Regions from separate parts of the Homo sapiens genome. Here region 1 is linked to region 2. The links are chromatin contacts, found by Hi-C or POLR2A ChIA-PET in ENCODE. All regions are on one chromosome and are shown on one strand. Each heading gives the region's core, a stretch centred on a gene start or an enhancer-like site at or near the end of the contact. The rest is flanking DNA. Distances are from core to core; before and after follow the strand shown.

Region 1 (3,229 bases), core at 1-2,500, 410 kb after region 2:
CACTCACTTCCCAGCTTCTTACCTGCTTGACTCCTTGTGACAGCTCTCAGTTTAAACTTATGTCCCTGATCGTGTTATGAATTATAGTGGTTCCTCCTATTACTTGTTTTTGTTTGTTTGTTTGTTTGTTTTTGATACTGAGTTTCGCTCTTGTTGCCCAGGCTGGAGTGCAATGGCACGATCTTGGCTCACTGCAACCCCTGCCTCTTGGTTCAAGCAATTCTCCTGCCTCAGCCTCCTGAGAAGCTGGGAATACAGGCATGAGACACTATGCCCGGCTAATTTTTTTGTATTTTTAGTAGAGACGGGGTTTCACCATTTTGGCCAGGCTAGTCCTGAACTCCTGACCTCAGGTGATCCACCCGCCTTGGTCTCCCAAAGTGCTGGGATTATAGGCTTCAGCCATCACGCACGGCCCCTCCTGTTACTTTCTAAACCAGAGGTTCTCTCCCTGGGTGCTTTTTGTCCCCAGGGGAGACTTGGCAATGTCTGGGGACATTTTTCCTTGTCACAACTGGAGCAGCGTGCTACTGCTCTCTGGTGGGTAAAGGTTAGGGATACTGCTAAGTATCTTGTCGTGCCCAAGGCAGCCCTCCACGGCAGAGAATGACTCTGCAATAATGTTACAGATGTCGATAATGCTACAGTTTAGAATCTCTACTTCCCTTTATTTTTCTTTTCTTTTTTTAAATTTTTAATTTTTTTAGTTTTTTTGAGACAGGGTCTTGCTATGTCACCCAGGCTAGAGTGCAGTGGCCGAATCACAGCTCCTTATAGCCTACCAGGCTCAAGCGATCCTCCCACGTTTGCCTCCCAAGTACCTGGGACCACAGGCCTGTGCCACCATGTCTGGCTAATTTTTGTATTTTTGTATAGAGAGGGGGGTTTCATCATGTTGCCCAGTCTGGTCTCAAACTCCTGGGCTTGAGCGATCTGCCTGCCTCAGCCTTCCAAAGTGCTGGGATTACAAGCATGAGCCACCACACCCAGCCAGTAAAACTTTATTTACAAGGCAGGCAGCCAGCCTATGGGGTCTAGTTTGCTGAACCCGCCTGTTTTCAACCATTCCCTAAAGTAGGGTGATCGACAATCAGTTTTCCTAAAACTCTTCCTGTTTTAGAACTGAAAGTCATGCGTCTTGGGAAATCTTAGGTCCAGACAAACCAGGACCATGGGTCTCCTTACCAAGAAGTGCTCCTCCCTGTGGTCAAGAACCACTGCACCTCTCTATAAATGTTTGTGAGATGAATGAGTGAGCTAGGTTTGGGGAATTTCCAGCCGAGGAGTCTCTCTCTTCCTTTCTTCCTTTCGATTTCTCTCTGGGGTGGAGGATTCTGATGCGCATGCTTCTCCCCTCCAGATGGGCTGCGCCATCATCGCGGGCTTCCTGCACTACCTTTTCCTTGCCTGCTTCTTCTGGATGCTGGTGGAGGCTGTGATACTGTTCTTGATGGTCAGAAACCTGAAGGTGGTGAATTACTTCAGCTCTCGCAACATCAAGATGCTGCACATCTGTGCCTTTGGTTATGGGCTGCCGATGCTGGTGGTGGTGATCTCTGCCAGTGTGCAGCCACAGGGCTATGGAATGCATAATCGGTGAGTGACATCCTCTCTCTTCCTGAAGACCCTGCTGCCAGGGCTTATGGTGATAATGACATGAGCAACAAGAAGAGTAACAACAGTAGCAGTAGTTGTGGCTACCATTTATCGAGCTCTTCTATTATGTACTATTGGTTTCAGGACCACCATGTACAGCAGCATGGGTTGTGCACTGCACAAATCCAGGATCACTACTATTTGAGGTTTATGTTCCAGGAAGAGAACATCTGGTTTACCTAACTTGATTATTTTCCTTTTCTTGCGTGTATGACATGGGGGGTGGTGGGGGTGAAAGTGGGAAAGGAATACTTCTGCATGGTGGTGTGCACCTGTAATCCCAGCTACTCGGGAGGCCGAAGCAGAAGAATCACCTGAACCCGGGAGGCGGAGGCTGCAGTGAGATGAGATGGCATCATTGCACTCCAGCCTGGGGGACAAGAGCGAGACTTCATCTCAGAAAAAAGTGGGGGGAATATTGGGGTGCTGTTATTGAACATGACGGAATGGTTGTTGTGTTGTAAAAGCAGCTAATGTACACTAGAGACATAATAAAAGGAGCCAATCCTTTCTTCCTCCCTCCCACTCTCCCTCCCTCCCTCCTCCCTTCTTCCTCCCTCCCCTCTTCCCTCCCTCCTTCCTTCCTCCCTCCCTCCCTCCCTTCCTTCCTTGCCTTCCTTCCCTTCCCTCCCTCCCTCTCTTCCTCCCTTCCTCCCTCCCTTCTTTCCTTCTTTCCTTCCTTTCTTCGAATAAACAATTTTATGAAATATCTTGTCTATGCTAGGCTGTGCTCTGAGTGCTGAGTATTCAGAGATGAACAAACACCTAAGGCCCAAATTCTCATGAAACTCATAGTCTAGTAGTGGAAGACAGTTTGCAGTTACACAAGCAATTAAACAAGGTAACTTACGATAGTGATAGCTGCTGTTTTAAAAATGCAGTGAGCTCTGCTAGATGGATACCAGGAGCAGAGACAGGTTGCCCTATCTAAGGATAGTCAGGAGTGGCTTCTCAGAGGAGGTGACATTTGAGCTGAGATTTATTTATTTATTTATTTATTTGTTATTTATTTATCTTGAGACAGAGTTTTGCTCTTGTCACCCAGGCTGGAGTGCGGTGGCGTGATCTCAGCTCACTGCAACCTCCACCTCCTGGGTTCAAGCGATTCTCCTATCTCAGCCTCCCAAGTAGCTGGGATTACAGGCGTGAGACCCCACGCCCGGCCTGAGCTGAGATTTGAATGATAAGGTGTACCAGTGGAGAGTTCTGCATAGAGGGAAACAGGATTACAAAGTTGTGAATTGGGAAATGAGCTCAACCTTGGGCACTAGGTAAACATTTCAGGTACATTTGCCCAGGAAGAAGGTCTAAAAGAGGAAGCGCAGTGATCTAAAGGAAACTGAACTGCAACCGGGACCATCCTGAGCATCATCTGAGTCTCACCTCCCAGTGTTCTCCTCCACTAGGGCATTTGTTGGGACAGGGTTAACTGTAAGGTCAGGACTCTGAGACAAGCGCTGACTCCTCCTATTTCTCTCCACAGCTGCTGGCTGAATACAGAGACAGGGTTCATCTGGAGTTTCTTGGGGCCAGTTTGCACAGTTATAGTGGTAAGCAAATACTACAACAGCCT
Region 2 (3,315 bases), core at 647-3,146:
GGGGGCATCCTGTGCCAGTCCCCAGGCCACTGGTGCTGAGAAAGGATTCCTGCTGGGGTGGGGCCATCACCCCACGTGGTGACCTTTTCCACGTCAGGGGAGCAGAGGGCTTTGGGATGGGTTCACCCACTCAGACCAGGCCTCATGGAGGAAGGGTGGGGTGGAGAAACCAAGGCCTCCGTAGCTCCTGTTAGTGATTTAAGACACAGCCCCCACCCCACACCAGGGGCGTGGCAGGTCTGGGGTGGGGTCTTGGTGGATGTACATGCGGATTATGGGTGAGGGCAGAGCCTGCATGTTTGGAGGGCAGAACGAATGGGGCAAGGCCTAAAGGAATCAAAGGGCGGCTGCAAGTCCCAGCGAAATTGGTGAGGGATGAGCATGGCTTGAAAACCTGGAGTGGGAAGAGGGTGCAGGACTCCGGAAGGGCAGAACCCAGAAAAGGGGCTAGGGGTTGAGACAGGACAAACCCTCAAAGGGGGAGAGGTGCCGAGCCTGAGGAGAGGGTGGTATGGACTAAGAAAAGCAGAAAAGTGCCAGGCGCGGTGGCTCACACCTGTAATCCCACAACTTTGGGAGGCCAAGGTGAGTGAATCACCTGAGGTCAGGAGTTCGAGACCAGCCTGACCAACATGGTGAAACCCTGTCCTTACTAATAATACAATAAAAAAAAAAAATTAGACGGGCGTGGTGGTGCATGTCTGTAATCCCAGCTACTCGGGAGCCTGAGGCAGGAGGATCACTTGAACCCGGGAGTCGGAGGTTGCAGTGAGCCGAGATCGCACCATTGCACTGCAGCCTGGACGACAAGAGCAAAACTCCGTCTCCAAAAAAAAAAAAAAAAAAAAAAGCAGAAAACAGAGTGGGGCACGAAGAGTCTCCAGGCCCTATTCCCAGGTCACTAATGATTGGGAAATGGGCGGGGCCTGGGAGAATGACAGGGAGGTGTGAGGGACTGAGGAGTGGGCAGGGTCTGGGAGGCTGATAACAGGGGAAGTGGGCGGGGCCTGGAGATAATATTGGGAGGAACTGTGGCGTGGGAAGGGCCTGGAGCGGACAGCAGGGGAAGTGGGCGGGGCCTGGGGAGAATGACAGGGAAGTGGGAGGGACTAAGGAGTTAGCAAGGGCTGGGAGACAAATAACTATGAAGTGGGCGGAGTCTAGGGAGAATGACCGTGGGGTAGGGGAACTGAGGAGTGGGCTGGGCCTGGGAGTCTGCTGGGGAAGCGGACGGTCCTCGAGAGAATGACAGGAAAGTGGGAAGGACTGAGGAGTGGGCAGAGCCTGAGAGGCAAACGGATGGGTACGAGGGCGGGGCCTGGGGAGAAGCTAGGGAGGTGGGAGGCGGATGACAGCGGAATGGGGCTTCGGTAGACTGACAGGATCAGTCGTGGAAGGGGCGGGCCCATCTTTCTCTTGAACCCGCGAGCCAAAGCCACGTTGGTGCTGGTGATCATCCAGGCTGAGCGCTGGGCATTCCCAGTCTCGGGCGATTTCTTGGCGTTACTTCCAGGCTGAGAGCCATGACTAGGCGAGCTTCGGCCGTGGGACCGAAGACCTCCCACCCTCAGCACTCTAACCTCCCCGACCCTGCCCTCGCTGTGCCTCGTTGGGAATCCGCCTCCGGGGTCTTCCGCGGTCCAGGAGCCGCACCTGCCGGGTGGAGACGCGGGGCTGGCTGGGGTGCGGGAGTAGGAGGTCTTCGGTCCAACCGCCTCCAACCCATTCCTGCTTCCGACGTTCTGTTCCCGCGCTTAATGCCCTGCCCGATCCAGTTCCGGCCTCCCATCTCCCCTTCCCGCGTCTCCACGCTCTTTCCTTCCCCGGTTCTGCCGTGAATGCTCCCAAGTCCTAGAGCACCGGAACTCCCCGCGCGCCTTGGCTCCTGGGCCCCAGCTCCGTGCAGTCCTGGACTGGGGCTCCAGGTCCACCAGGGGGCGCCCGCTGCCCAAGCTGGGTATCGCTGCGGAGAAAAGGGGCCCAGAGTGATTGTTCCTCAGGGGAGGGAGGGGGAGGTCCCCAGAGGGAAGGGCCTGAGTTTCCTCTTGGGGGATGGATCCTAGGTGGTCTGAGGGGTGAGTCCTGGGTTCCCTGGCGGGAGTGGATCTTGGGTGGTCCTCTGTGGGTACAGGGTGGAACTTGGGTGTTCTGAGGGGTAGTCCCTGGGGACTCCTCTGGGAGCGGGGCAGACCTTGGATGGTCGTAGGATTGGACCTGGACCTCTGTGTGTGTGATTGTGCATGCCCATAACGTGTGTTCTTGCGTTATGTCTATGACTAGCCATGGTGCCTGCCATGTATGTGTATCTACGATTGTGTCTTTGGGTGTCTGTCTCAGTGTGTAACCGTGTACGTGTGTGTTGTGTACCTCCATGTCTGTTTTGGTATGTGTGTGATGGTGTGTCTGTGTTGGTGTGTTCTAGTCTCGGTGTGTTTGGTTATATGCCCTGAATATATGTCTCTTGTGTCCTTGTGTGTGTCTGTTGCTAGCTTTTTTTTTTTTTTTGAGGCAGAATCTTACTCTGTCATCCAGGCTGGAGTACAGCGGCGCCATCTTGGCTCACTGCAACCTCTGCCTCCCGGGTTCAAGCGAGTCTCCCATCTCAGCCTCCTTAGTAGCTGGGACTACAGGCACTCACCACCACGCCCGGCTATTTTTTTTTTTTTTTTTTTTTTGTATTTTTGGTAGAGACAGGGTTTCACCATGTTGGCCAGGTTGGTCTCGGACTCCTGACCTCAAGTGATCTGACTGCCTTGGCATCCCAAGGTGCTGGGATTACAGGCGTGAGACACTGCACCCGGTCTGTGGCTAGCTTTGATGGTTGTTGTGTATCTATGATTGTGTGTCCAGGTGTGTGTGTGTGTGTGTGATTGTGTGTATGTCTGCATGGTGTGTCTGTATGTCTGTCTTGTTTTGTGTGATTGTATATGTCCAGAATGGGTGTGCCCTTTGTGTTCTGGTGTCTGTGTGTGTCTACTTGTGTCCCTCCCCCAGGGGAGTTGGAAAGTCCTTTCCAGGTAGTTACCCTGCTGGGATTCCCTTTCCAAAGCGGGTTGACTTCCCAGCACCGTGAGCTGCCTCTTCATGCTCTTGGAAGGGGTCGCTGGGTCTGCCCCAAGTCTGCCTGGGTCTTCCCCAACCCTGACTCCTCCTTCCACTGCCCTCAACAGGGAAACACCATTTCCTGCCTTTGATGTCACTAGGTACAAAAAGTTTCCTTCCTCCAAGTGGCTCTGGCCACTGGTTTCTTTCTGCGTGTGTGAAAGCTGGCCACGATTCTGTGCTTAATGTTAAAACAAAAAGAATAAAACAAAG

The links. A loop is a pair of places that touch in the nucleus more often than their neighbours do. ChIA-PET counts read pairs that join two places held with the same protein, here RNA polymerase II (POLR2A). Pooled maps may share reads with other maps.
Region 1: a loop to region 2 is called in a pooled map, with 5 times the contacts of the local background. The contact joins two enhancer-like sites. A Hi-C loop is called at or near these places in 2 of 50 pooled maps. POLR2A ChIA-PET finds 5 or more read pairs at or near these places in 3 of 52 experiments (A673, HEK293 and activated naive CD4-positive, alpha-beta T cell).

Annotation. Positions count from the first base shown.
Region 1 is chr19:6,925,006-6,928,234 of GRCh38, forward strand. It overlaps ADGRE1 (adhesion G protein-coupled receptor E1), which reads left to right. Exons shown (of 21, transcript NM_001974.5): 16 at 1,361-1,596; 17 at 3,140-3,206. All of the region lies in intron 1 of LOC105372256 (a long non-coding RNA gene), which reads right to left. Among named protein-coding and RNA genes, the nearest start is that of ADGRE1, 39 kb to the left of the region's middle. RefSeq lists an enhancer at 1,280-1,519. Within about 2 kb of position 1,251, at least 2 of the 41 ENCODE cell types and tissues checked have a DNase peak (open chromatin) inside an H3K27ac peak, as active enhancers do.
Region 2 is chr19:6,515,120-6,518,434 of GRCh38, forward strand. No RefSeq gene overlaps it. Among named protein-coding and RNA genes, the nearest start is that of TNFSF9, 14 kb to the right of the region's middle. RefSeq lists enhancers at 1,013-1,553, 2,895-2,944, 2,995-3,124 and a silencer at 1,415-1,584. Within about 2 kb of position 1,897, at least 32 of the 41 ENCODE cell types and tissues checked have a DNase peak (open chromatin) inside an H3K27ac peak, as active enhancers do.